Regions from separate parts of the Homo sapiens genome. Here region 2 is linked to region 1. A link is a contact called in ENCODE Hi-C or POLR2A ChIA-PET data. All regions are on one chromosome and are shown on one strand. The core of a region is the stretch at or near the end of the contact, and the rest is flanking DNA. Distances in the headings are between cores, read along the strand shown. Region 1 overlaps PDE7B (phosphodiesterase 7B). Region 2 holds the start of PDE7B-AS1 (PDE7B antisense RNA 1).

The links. A loop is a pair of places that touch in the nucleus more often than their neighbours do. ChIA-PET counts read pairs that join two places held with the same protein, here RNA polymerase II (POLR2A). Pooled maps may share reads with other maps.
Region 2: a loop to region 1 is called in a map of Right ventricle myocardium inferior, with 2.1 times the contacts of the local background. The contact joins the promoter of PDE7B-AS1 here to the enhancer-like site in region 1. A Hi-C loop is called at or near these places in 4 of 168 maps with a recorded cell type or tissue (Calu3, Right ventricle myocardium inferior, endothelial cell of umbilical vein and 1 more) and 2 of 50 pooled maps. POLR2A ChIA-PET finds 5 or more read pairs at or near these places in 4 of 52 experiments (AG04450, CD8-positive, alpha-beta T cell, activated CD4-positive, alpha-beta T cell and 1 more).

What each region holds. Positions count from the first base shown.
Region 1 is chr6:136,035,381-136,042,281 of GRCh38, forward strand. All of the region lies in intron 2 of PDE7B (phosphodiesterase 7B), which reads left to right. Among named protein-coding and RNA genes, the nearest start is that of PDE7B-AS1, 34 kb to the right of the region's middle. RefSeq lists enhancers at 2,424-2,924, 2,925-3,425. Within about 2 kb of position 2,896, at least 11 of the 41 ENCODE cell types and tissues checked have a DNase peak (open chromatin) inside an H3K27ac peak, as active enhancers do; they include endothelial cell of umbilical vein and psoas muscle, where a contact is called at or near this core.
Region 2 is chr6:136,068,508-136,075,213 of GRCh38, forward strand. PDE7B-AS1 (PDE7B antisense RNA 1) reads right to left here and starts at 4,320. Exons shown (of 4, transcript NR_149042.1): 1 at 4,042-4,320; 2 at 2,688-2,788; 3 at 1,717-1,824. The region is part of intron 2 of PDE7B (phosphodiesterase 7B); the gene reads left to right.

The DNA of each region.
Region 1 (6,901 bases), core at 1,646-4,145:
AGGTTTTAGTCCAGCAAGTACTAGCCTCGCATCAGTTTGTCCCAATCTCTTGAACCTGCAGTTGAGCCAAAAATTTCCGAGCCAAGCTTTCTCGCAAGATTTCCTGTACTTCCTGTTTCTATGTGAGCCAGAAATACCATGAGAATGACCTTTCTTGTGGTATTTTTGCCCTTATACTCCAGGATGAAAATAATCCCATATTGGGGGAACTTTTTTTAAATTGTGCAAATATTTCCAGGTTTCAAACCTTCAAATGAAGTAGGTTCCTCCTTGGGAATGAAAATGTGAAATGGTGATGGCTTGGCCCTGACTCATCTCCACTAGGAAGTATTCGTGCTCAGTGATCCAACATTTTGTAATTTCTCTAAGATATTTTTACAAGGAACTAGATAAAATAGTACAGAGGATACAATGGAAATGTATATCCTTGGATTTTTTTTAAAAAGTCATTCTTGAAGAAATGAACAATGAAGTGTTGTGTTCTTAGTACATTAGTGTATGTGATATATGATATCACATATTTGTTTTCTTTGTTCTTAACCCCTTTGTTCCAAGGGTCAGGATATCCTGATGCTAAGTACTATTGCAAAATAACTGAACAAAAATAAAAATAGTCAAACACTTAGGAAACTCTTCAGTTGTTATGTCAAGGAAGTTTGTGACTGAGGAGTGAGTTTAAGACATTATTCAGGAAATATGATAATAAAGCAAACAGTCTACATGTGATTATTAAATAAAATCATCTCAATCCTAGAGAGTCTTGATGCCCCCAGCCTGATGGAAGGGTAAGATAAGGACTGGACGGGCTGTCAAAGTGGTGGAAGTGTTGAACTGATGGTGAAATCCTTTCATCTCTTATCAGAGAGGGAAAAAGGAAGGGCACATCTTTCTAATCAAGTAGACCGCTGATTATTCCCTAATTGTGTTGTATGTATATCTGGTTGTTATAGAAAGAGCTGCTAGATCAATATTTTCATAACAAAATTCACCAAAAGCAGTGTCTTCAATGTCTTTATTATTGTTTTATACCCTCTTGCCCCTTCTTCACCTGTTAGGAAGGAGAGTAGGTTTGCCAGTATGCTTTTCCATCCAGAAAAAAGAAAATTCACTTAATCCAGTATGGAAAACTAAACTTATTAACCATGGATTTAGAGAAATAATAAAACAACAATAAAATTACAGTTGTCTTTGCTGGTTTCAACTTTAAAAAGAAATGAGGTGGGAGTAATGAAAATAAAACACACTCTACAACGATCTTTCTCCTCTTCCCCAAGTTTCCTCCTCTCTCCCATGAAGAAATATCAAATAATTGTGTGATAAACCAGCCTTGAAAGGAATGTAGAGCAGAAGCAACAGATTATACACCAGCAAAATGGCATGCCAAGCAAAATAAAGCACTTTGCAATGTGGAGACGTGAAGAGAGGAAGATGGGATTGTTACAATGTTCTCCAAGAAAACAGGGGCTATTCACTTGAATGTGCAAGTTCAAATTGTTCCTACAAACCCAATTTGCTGGCAAAAGTGCCAAATACAAAACTACCCTACTTTCGTTTCTGTCCAAGGCCTTTCACATAAGCTACAGGGGGCATCGCCTTTTGTTGAATTGGTTCTTACTTTCAGGGTTAGCGCCTCCATCTCTGAGACTAGGAACAAGAGGCATGGCCCACAGTTGATGTTGCCCTCGATTCAACCACTCTCAGGTCGGGGACACAGTAGTCAGTGGCCCACATAATAAATCAACAGTGCTCTCCCTCCAGAAGGTGAATTGTTAACATTCTTTTCTTTCTTTCATTGCCATTTATGTCCCCTGTGAACATCCTTTAAAATGCTTGTTCCTTTGAAAATGGGTTTTGAATGAGCCTGAGCCACATATCCAGGCTATGCAGGCCACTGCCCATACGCATGAGGATCTTGATGCTTCCCGAATTCGCATCTTTCGGAGTTAACTGTGGAATGTGATTCAATGTTATTTCCCTTCCAGCTGAAGGGCAGCTGAGGTTATGAAGGGATTTGACTAATAGGTCATAACCCAGATAGGTTTGCCGAGAACCAAATGACACAAGGGGGAGGGATGTGGAGAAGGAGCGAGAGTGATCAAACTGAGGCACTGAGGATCAACCAAGCCCATCCCAGCACTGGTCTTGGTGACTGGGCAAGGTGCCCCCCAACCCCCATCAGGCCCTCCAGAGAGAAGCAGCTGCAGATTGGCTCTGCAGACTCTCAGCTTCCTCTGTTTTTTTGAGAACTCCTTGGGGCTTGCAGGCCTGAGCCTGTACCACAGGGGTGACTCCTCACCTGACACCTCCAGATAACTGGCCTCCAGCAAGGGGGGAGCCCCTCTGTGAGGTTAGCAAAGGGGAAGCCCCGCTTCTTTGCCTGAAGTCCTTAAGAGCTAAGCCGACAAAGAGCTAAGAGTCAACAAACTTTGACAAGCACCAAAAGAGAATTGAGAACAAATAAATCAGAAGAAAGAAGAGGAAAAGCAAATGCTAGAACCTCGATGGCTTTTTTTTTTCTCCCTGCTGTCGTTCCAGCTGTAGCCTGGGATTAATTAAGTGCTGTGAACTCAGTGCCAGAGAGAGGAGGGGAAAAAAAATGCATTCTATCTCTAAGGAAGGAGTACAGTAACAGTTTCTCACCAGAGAGAAACCTAGGGAAGTGAATCGCTCTCGTCGGCAGTGTTTGTGGAGGGCCTGAAGAGACAGGGAGGTTGTGCCAGGCTGGAGGAGGCTTGTCTTTCCGAAGCTGGAGAGGATCTTACGGGGGTTCGCTTTTCCCTGCCTGGGAAGAATTTCCCCTGTGGTAGCAGCAGCAGCAGCAGCAGAAGCAGAAACAGCAGCAGCAGCAACAGCAGCAGCAGCAGCAGCACCACCACCACCACTACCTCCTCTTCTGGGGCACAAGACAGAATGCCTGTGCTAGAGCGATATTTCCACCCAGCAGAGCTAGGCAGGAGGTGGACAGGCCCAGAAGGTGTGCTGCCCTCCTCCCCGGGAAGCCGGCCGGGGTGCCAGCAGGGGCCGCTGCCCTGGGACTTGCCAGAGATGATCAGGATGGTAAAGCTGGTTTGGAAATCCAAAAGTGAGCTGCAGGCGACCAAACAGAGAGGCATTCTGGACAATGAAGATGCTCTCCGCAGCTTTCCAGGTAAATTGACCATGGGGTGTAATAGGTCACAGGACCAAGTCTGATAACTAACTCCCTTTCTTTGTAGAGTCCAAGCCATAGGGAGGAAAATGAACTGTGTAGCATCAGGTCTGAGGGCTGTGACTTCCAAATGTCTGCTGTATGATAGAAATGCATCTTGAAATTAAGAGTGATTTAGTAGGAGGAGCATTTGACTGGAAATCAAGAAACCTGGGTCCTGGACTCAGCTTGACAAATGCTTGCCCTTTGGGCTTGCACAAGCCAAATTTCCTGAGTTTCAGTCCCCACCAAGGAGGGGGTGGAATTGGATGCTCTTTAATGGCCATCCTGACTCTAACATTTCTTGTCAACAAGTTAGAGATATCCCTAGGAGAATATTCTCCTTGGGTGGCTTTTTATCATTCTTTCTATAAAGTAAAATACATTTTCCAATTTTTAACTATGCCATTTACAGCATGTATTATGTTCCCAGCACTGAGTTTGGCATGCAAGCTTTTTATGTCCTGGGCAAGTTGGTAAACTTTCTTGACTTGGTTTCCCCTTTGGCAAATGTCAGCAATATAAACACCTTTATTGATATCAACTCACTCACAAATGTGGAAATAATGATTCCCAGGGACTTTGTCTTGTCATAAGAATGTGCTGTGTTTGGGACGGTTGTGGAGAACTTCACTGTGTTTCTGACAGTGGATACAACCACCACCAAGACACCCAGCATGCCTGGGAAGGATCCCAAGGGGCTTCGTAAACTAAGAAAGCCACAGCTGACTACAGGGCACTCTCTTTCTTTGAGGAATATGTTGCTAGATATTTGGAAAGTGGTGGGTTCACTTCAGAAGAAAGAACATGAGTGTGTGTTTATGCATCTGAAGTCTTGGCTAGGCCTATGCAGTGGAATCCTGGCGTGCCATTGGCGGTGAGGGATGGGGTAGATGGAAAAGATACATCAAAAATTACCTCTCCCTTTCTCGTGGAAACAGAGTAGGAAATAAAAATCTGGCTAGTTTTGATTTTAATGATTTATGCCAGGAACTTTTTTTAAGTTATGACTTAATAATCTGTAAAGAATATTATTAAGAAGTTAATACTCTGGGAAAAGAAAAGATTTAAAAGGGAGAAAAAAACAGGGTTGGTCTCCAGTAAACAATGAGTCCTTGAGTACATAGGAAAGTGAGGGAAACGAATAAAACTGAGGTTTATGTGGCAATTGGGAGAAGGATGCCCAGGGAGATGGGTCTTGGTCAGATGAAATGAGGTAACGCTAAACCAGTGTTGCATGTGAGTAGGGTAAGAAAAATGGAAAAACCCACCTGGGCAGAAAATTTTACTCTGACACTTCAACTCTTAGCACTTTAGGTTTGTTTCAGTCAATTAAATGATTAAAATTCATATTACAAACTGCACCCTTTGATAAAACTATCTAATTCAATAGTTGTTAGCATGTCTGTGGAGATAGGTGTACATTATTATTTATGTTCTATATTAGTGAACATCTAATTCCTGAAAAAGCAATACTCTGGAGAAAAAGCAGAACTCCTGTAGCTTCTTATTACTTAAAAGGCACACTTTTCTGGACATGATGAAGCAGAGCTTGTTGAGTCTTACTATACCTCTCTACCACTGCCTCACATTCAGTGGAAACTGTCTCTGAAGCCACTTGGATTCCCAGGGAAGCTGCACCCTGGTCTGCTGTTGAGGTTGCCTGCCTGTGTGGAGACAGGCTTTATAACACCTTTCCAAAGGATGTGTGTTTGCCTCCTGTTCTTCCTCCTGTGCCTCCTCACTCTCAGGGAGATGAGGGCTCATCCTTACTGGAATGGGCATAAAACCTTTTCATCATCATCCATCTATGCAGCAGCAGGTCATAGGATGCAACCCCAAAGATGAGTGGCTTCACTTTCCAAACTGTCTCTTACCTTCTTCCTTACTCATCCTATTCCTGATGCTGCATTTCCTCTGAGCATCAGGTGTCTTCAGCTGCATCATTTTCACCACAGCAGCACAACAATGGGGCCCTCAGGAACACTTACAGACTATTTCAAAACTTCTGGCATTTTTTTGTTTGTTTTTAGAAAGTGGTGATTTAAGCTGTTTTCAGTTCCTGCACAGAGGCAGAGGTTTATGATAGACAGCTCTTCAAAAAACAGCAAGACACGGTGCTCCCTCGCTCTCTCTCTCTGTCATTTCATCCTTGCCTCAGTCTCCTCAATTTATACTTTCATAATCCTTTTAAGCAACTGACTATGCATCAGGTGAGCCTTGCTTTATGCTTGAAATGTTTCTTCCTTGGCTCAGTCAACTGAAAATTTTCTATTCAAACAACAAAGCCCAGGTCAAGCATCTCTCTCTTTAAAATGCCTTTCCTGATCTCCAGCGGCCTCCCGTCTCCCCCAGTGGTAATCTATTCCCTCCTCTTTGCTATCTTTACCTGTAGTTACTTAACATTTTACATTTATAGCACACATATTTTTGCTGTGCTAGTAACTAAAAACAGGAAAATTAAATGTTATAACATTCTGTGTATATTTTGACTGCTTGTGGTAATGAATTGATTTAACTTTTTTTAAACCATGAAATTGCAGAAATTCTGAATCGAACCAACAGTTACTTTAGAGGACTTTAAAGATGGTGTCATTGGCTCTTAATGTGTTTAATGGAACCTTAAAAGTCCCAGTGTTTCTTTTCCTTAGCAAAGGGCATCATTATTTTTACGCACCCTTCTTCAACAAGACTGGAACTTTGTTTCTCACAAGTGAAGTAGAAAAATGTTCTGAGATTTGGCTAAGGTAATAAAAGGAGAGAATAAAAAAAATATGGGAACATAAATATGTGTTCGTGAGAGATTTTAAGGTGAAATACGCTGAATTAGGAGTATGGAATGGAAAGAACAGTCCCCTGGAGAAAGTGGGGGAGTGCCAGAGAGAAGGTGATACATAGAAACGTCTTCCACCATCTTCAGACTGGCATGCTCTGCCGACTGTTGGGTGGCTGTCCAAAGCAATAGACTGTAGGAGGGAATGGGAGATGATAGAAGGAAGGAAGAGGAGCTTGTCACCTTCACATGTTAGATCTGTGCATCTGGGAGTGCCCCCAAAGCTGGGCATTGGCCAAGGCACTGTTCACCCTAGCAAGGGGCTCTGGAAGTTATCAGCATGCTTGAGGTCCAAGTGTCAACTCTGTTCTTTGAACTGTACCCAATTATTTAATTGTGTTAATACTCACATCTTTTTCCCTTTATGAAGCAAACAAAGGAATTATCTAATTATCTAGTTAACCCCTGTATTTTGGAGATGAGGTAAATAGTTCAGAGAGACTCAATAAGGCATCCGGGATCACACACTGAAACTGTATCAGAACCAGACCAGCATTTCGATTGCCCAACTCTGGTCCACAGAACTCATGTGGTCAGGGTACATGCTGGGTAATAGAAATTTAAATTTAAACCAAGACATGGCTTTATTGATTACATGTAGATGGGGCAAAATGAGAACTCATGATGTGATATAAACCTTGGTCAAACCAGAAAAATAGTATTACCATGCAGAACAAGTCAAAGGATTGTGTCTCGTATACATTTTCTACTTATTCTGTGGGCTTTAGTCTTATATCCAAGCTTCAAATACTGCAAATATCCAAGGAAAGATCCCCAACTGTTATCAATAGAAAGTCAGCTTACACCATTGCAGTGACAGCATGCACCCATGTGGGGAGTGGGGAGAAGGATGAGGATAGAAAATAATTAAGTAGCTTCTC
Region 2 (6,706 bases), core at 3,070-5,569, 35 kb after region 1:
GCAAGCTCCGCCTCCCGGGTTCACACCATTCTCCTGCCTCAGCCTCAAGAGTAGCTGGGACTACAGGCGCCCGCCACCACGCCCGGCTAATTTTTTTGTGTTTTTAGTAGAGACGGGGTTTCACTGTGTTAGCCAGAATGGTCTCAATCTCTTGACCTTGTGATCCACCCGCCTCGGCCTCCCAAAGTGCTGGGATTACAGGCGTGAGCCACCGTGCCCGGCCTTCAAGATTCTTATTACACAGATGAAGCCTCTGGGTAGCAGGCTTCAGAGAGAATCGATTGTAAATGTTTCTTAATCACACTTTAAAAGGTGCCAGACTCTTTAGTTGATTCTCTCCTGGATCAGAAAAAATACATAGAATGGGTCAAATATATGTCAAAGCAATCTGTTTTGGGGTAAAATACTTCGATTTCTTTCAGGGCCTGCTATCTCATGTTAGTATCTTATTGCGACAAAGCATCTGTTTTGTCAGTCTTAAGGTCTCTGTTTTAATGTCAGTGCTGGTCACCTGTGCCTGAATTCCTAAGGGAGGAAGGTATAATGAGGCATGTCCAACCACCCCTTCCCCTCATAGCCTGAACTAGTGTTTCAGGTTTACGTTAGAATGCCCTTGGCCCAGAGGAGGGATCAATTCAGTTGGTTGGGGGGCTTAGAATTTTATTTAGGGTTTACACTGCCCATAGCAAAGGAGAAAGAAATAATTTTGAAATAACTTTAAAATGTGCTTTTGCTTTAAAGGCTGAGGAGCTGGAAGCAGTAAGCAAGCGGGGACAAATCATGAGGAGAAAACACTCTCAGCATGCAGTGAATCATCTTTAAACCATTCACAAGCACGTGCATAAGTAAATATGTACATGTGAGGCTACACTGATCAAATCCATGGAGGAATTAGAAAATAATCAGTAGTGAATGCATCCTCCATCAACAAGTCCTAATGGTTTCCCCTTCAATTCAGTCCTTGAAATTGTACAGTTCAAAACTGTCTCAGAAAAGCAAGGCTAATATTCTTTAAAAAGCATTTGATTATATAAATGTGCAGAGTTTTTAAGGCATTCAAGAATACAGTTATTGCCTATTTTAAATTTTTGAAATTAATATCTAGCCAATTAAAACAAACTAGGTCTTTTAAATGAGTCATTTTCAGCTTTTTTAAACACTTAGTTCTATAATATACAGTTATAAAGTGTGAAAAATTATCTTCAATTTTTGTTTGTTTTAAATTACTGTTAAAATCACAATATCTTCATCAGAAAATAGAGCAGAGATGAATTGCCTTGGTAAAAATATCACAAAAATTAATGTTAAAAAATTCAGAATGGTAAATGAAGTGCTTAAAGAATCAGTTTAAAAGATGGCAAATCTCTTTTTCTGTCTATTGATCAATGAAACTATCTCTAATCCGAGTCATCATTAAAGTGTTATGCAAACAGAAATCTGAATTCAAATGAGCACAAAAGACCCCAAAACTTTAAGTATATTAAACTGATAAATATCAAAAAATTAGAAATTCCCCCAAGAGTCAACTCTTTCTCAGCATACATATTAAGTTGCAGGGAACTGATCAGTTGAATAGCTCAACTCAACTATATTCAACTGTATTCAGCTGCACTGTATCTTAAAGTATGAAAGCCTATATAAAAAAAAAAAAACAGAAGATTTAAAATGAATTTTAAGAAACAGCTACTTAAACTCAAAACCAGTTGATAAACATACCTTTTGATGCAACAACAGGAACAGTGTAATTAAAAGTGGATTAAGTCCTTGAATTCCAATTGAACAGGAGAGGAAATCCAATATATTTGAATTCTTTTGGGTTAGAATCTGTCAATGATATTAAGGCAAATTATTTATAATTTCACAATGATATCCAGTTAGAATATTTATTAATCTTTATAAATACCCATCCAATTTGCTTTCAGGCCTATATTTTTCACATTTTATATGACTATAATATGTCATTCTCAAATAATATTAGCATAATCAAGTCTCATGAATAACAATATTGTTGAAAAAATATTAAGTGTTCTCTAATCTGCTTTTTTTATTTTAAAAGGTTAGTTAATGGCATTGATCCAGATAGAATAGCATTTTAGTCCTTCTTTCATGATTTAATTCATTTAATTTAAAAAACATTGAAAATTTTTTAATACGTTAAGATACTAGAAAACACACTCTCATTTAGAATGGCATTCTTTAAATGTATTGTTAATAATTTGCAACATATTGACTTTTTTATTATGACCAAACTAAAATACCATAATAGATTGATTTTCTTACGTGATAATAACAGCAAAGATTTGAATCAAAAAAATCTAAAGTCAGTATAAAACAAACTACTTGGGCTTACGTAGGAACCAAACCCAAACTCTTGTCCAAATGAACAATTGAAATTCCTGTTGAGGTTTTGAAAAATCTCCACCACCCCATCAAGTGCCCTACTTTTCATGCAGCTCAACACTTCCAAACAGAGCCAGCATGAGGAGCCCTGAGATCCCTGTGGTCGGCCCTTTCCCAAGTATTCCAAACCCACGCCTGGACCAAGAAGCTCCAGGAATCTCATCAGAAGCCTTGACTCCAGGAGGTTTCGAGTTAGATTTCCAAACCAGAGAGGTTTGGAAAAGAGCATGTTGAACCTTCGACCCACTCTTGACTTGCCCATCTGTATTTCAGTTACAGGCACTCACCTAAGAGTACTGACTTCTCTCATGACAGCTGCATAGTTAATGTGCCATTTCCACTGTAAGAAACTTGGCTGGGGCCAGTCAAGATGGTTCAGTTTAACAACCTAATAAATATATTGAAAATAACCAGTGAAAACAAAATTACAGAGACTGCCTTGTAGCTCAGCTGCCATCGTCTCTGTAGCCAACCTCAGCCTTCACCTCAGCATTGCACAAAGTTCAGAATCACTAACATATCAGAAAGGTTGGACAAGAGGAAAAGTAAACTGGAAACACACACACACGTGTGTATACATAAGTTTAATTCTGAAGTATTGAGAATTTTATTTTCAAAGTGCTAGAAAGGCAACAGAGAGATAGTTCATTTCACCATTACAGAAACACCAAGAAATTATAAACTTCTCTGGATGTCAGTTTTCTTACTGGAAAAATTATGTTAAAATTATATCACTCTAGCCAAGTGTAGTGGTGCATGCCTGTAGTCCCAGCTACTAGGGAGGCTAAGGTGGGAGGATCGCTTGAGGCCAAAAGTTCGAGGCTTCACTGAGCTATGATCACACCACTGCACTCCAGCCTGGGCAACTGAGCAAGATTCCACTCAATAAATTAATAAATGAGTGCAGCATTCTAATGTTTTAAGGATTAAATGACATGATCATATAACAATGCCTAACAAGGTACACAGTGCAGTAACAAGTAAATGTATTTTAGCTTTTTTCCTTGGTTTCCATTAACATTTTTTTCCTTCAGTTAGTCATTCTAAAAATATTTATTAAGCATCTATTATGTTTTAAGAATTAAATGAGGTGACCCTACAACAGTGCCTTAAAAGGTACACAGCACAAAAACTAAATATATTTTAGCTTCTTCCCTCAGTCCCCTTTAACATTTTTTTCATTCAGTCAGTCATTCTACAAATATTTATTGAGCATTTATTATGTAGCAGGCATCATAATTTGTCTTGAATATATAATGGCAAATACAATAAACACAGTTCCTGCCCTTAATGGGGAAAACAGAAAATAAATAGGCGGGGAGGCGAGGAGAGAGAAAGACAAATCGAAATTGTCCTAAGTTCTGTGAAGGACCTAAACAGGGTACAGGGAGAGGAAATGGTGGGAGAGGGGCACCTGGTTAGATAGCTCATGGCATAGCTGATACTTTAATTTTGTTTTTTAAGTAGAGATGAGTTCTTGCTGTGTTGCCCAGGCTGCTCTTGAACTCCTGGGCTCAAGCGATCCTCCTGCCCTGGCCTACTAAAGTGCTGGGATTCTGGGTGTAAGCCACCTTGCCCAGCCCTGTTTATTTTTCTATTGATCTTAAGAAAGAAAAAGATGTCTTCTAATAACTATTTTACCTTAATCAGTTTTAAGACAAGCTTTGCAGAGCTCCATGACCCTCTGAAGAGACCGTGGCCACCTTGTAGGTTAGAGTATTTCGGACAGATGGCTGTACTACTGAGAGCTTTTCTGGACATGGCCGTTCTGGCTAACTTTCATCTTGTCATTACATTTCCTTTTCTGAGAAAGGTTGCAAGGGTGGTTTTGACAGAGTGATGCTGTTGGTATTTAGAATCCTGACTTTCTTGATCCTTTTCGGTGGAGCTGCGGGACACATGTGCGATGGAAACTGGCCTGGTTGCCATGGTGGATAGTGTTCTGACAACAGTCACATGGGTCAGGTGTCCGTTTTGGATCTTTCAGGCCTGTCAGCAGCTCCTGATAAAGCTAGCCATGTGGTTTTTCTTGGCTCACCTGTATATCCTGGTAGGAACAGCTAAGAGCCACTCAACGCACCCTTCTCTTTTTGGAGAAACCCCAGGGAGTTGTGTTGCTTGGGGCTGGGCCGCTTGGAGACCATGTTCTTTGTCTTTTTGGCCTGCTCTCGGGGCTAAGGAGCATTGATGGAATATCTGAGATGGTGGCGTCGGCAGGGATGGCCATGCTGAAGTCTGTTCATATCACACAACTAGGGCCACAAGCAAAGTCCTCCATCTGAATGACATTCAGGGACAGTCCATAAACTCAACGTGTGCACAGAGTGCCTCCGTACGCCATGCATTGTGACAGGTCCTGGGGTAACAGATCTGAAAGACTCCTTCTTTGTGTGTAAAGAACATGATTGGGTTAATTAAGTAAAAGTGAATATTTTCTTTACTGAGTCATAAAATTACGGGCATATGTCTTAATCAGCTAAGGCTGTCATAACACAGCACCATAAACTCAATGGCTTAAACAACAGAAACTGATTTTCTCACAGTCTTACAGGCTGAAAGTCCAGGATCAAGGCATCTGTGGAGTTGGTTTCTTCTGAGGCCTCTCCCCTCGGCTTGTAGATGTCACTTCTATGGTCTTCCCTCTGGGCCTGTGTCCTAATTTTCTCTTCATACAAGTGCACTAGTCATAATGGATTAGGGCCTACTCCAGTGGCCTCATCTAACTTAACTGCCTTTTAAAAGACCCCATCTCCATATAGGTCACATTCTGAGGTGCTTGGGTTAGGATTTTAACATACGAATTTGGCAGGGGACACACTCTAGCCCATAACAGCATTTTTACAGCCACACATAGTAAAAATCTGGAAATACACCACCACATGTATCAGAGTATAAGTGGCAAAGGTTGATCATGATACGTATCTCTCAGTTGAGAATTTCAGCGTGATTTCTAAAAACTTGTTGTGAAAGTACAATGCGCAGAAAACTGAAATTTCACCAAAAGTCCCATATCTGAAGCAAATAAAAAAATTTAGTTCCCATATTCTTTCCAATAGAAATAATTCCTTCGTGGAGAATTTATGCCTATCTCGTTCCTATGACAAAAAGGAATTTGGCCAGCCTGGCCAACATGGTGAAACCCTGTCTGTACTAAAAATACAAAAAAATGAACTGGGCACGGTGGCACACACCTGTAATCCCAGCTACTTGGGTAAAAGAATTACCTGAGGTAAAAGAATCATTTGAACCCAGGAGGTGGATGTTGCAGTGAGCCAAGATCGCACCACTGCACTCTATCCTGGGTGACAGAGAGACCTTGTCTCAAAAAAAAAAAAAGGCGGGGGGGATTTGGGGTTTTTTTGTTGTTTAAGGGTTTTTTAATTTTTAATTTTTGTGGGCACATAGTAAGGGTATATATTTATGGGTACATGAGATATTTTGATACAGGCATACAATGCATCATAATCGCATCAAGGTAAATGGGATATCTATCACATCAAGCATTTATTTCTTTCTTTGTGTTACAAGCAATCCAATTATACTTTTTAAGTTATTTTTAAATGTGTGATAAATTTTGTTGACTGAAGTCACCCTATTGTGCTATCAAATACTAGATCTTATTCACTCTATCTAATTATATTTTTGTACCAATTAACCATTCCTCCTTCCCACTACACTTCCCAGCATTTGGTAACCATCATTCTACTCCCTATCTCCATGAGCTCAATTGCTTCATTTTTAGCACTGACAAATAGGTGAGAATATATAAAGTTGATCTTTCTGTGCCTAGCTTACTTCATTTAATCTAACGACCTCCGAGTGAATCCATATTGTTGCAAATGACTGGATCTCATTCTTTTTTATGGCTGAATAGTACTCCATTGTGTATGTGTCCCACATTTTCTTTATCCATTCATCTGCTGGTGAACTCTTAAGTTGCTTCCGTATCTTGGCTGTTGTGAATAGTGCTGCTGTGCACATGGGAGTGCAGGGAGCTTTTCAATATACTGATTTCTTTTCTTCTGAATATATACCTAGAAGTGAAATTTCTGCATCATATGGTACAAAAAATAATTTAAGGGAATCTGGATTTCTTTTCTCTATGCAAGATCATTCAATTGTTTCCTCTAGTAAGGAAAAACTTCTGAAACAAATTCACAAAATTAATCAAGATTTTTGTTAATGAATAAAGTGTTCTCAAGCCACCGTCTCAGTCTGTCTTTCTGGGTGCTTTACCTACTGTCTTCTCTTGGGTGCTTTCCTTCTGACATAGCAAGAGCATATTTCAGACAATTGTAGACTCAAA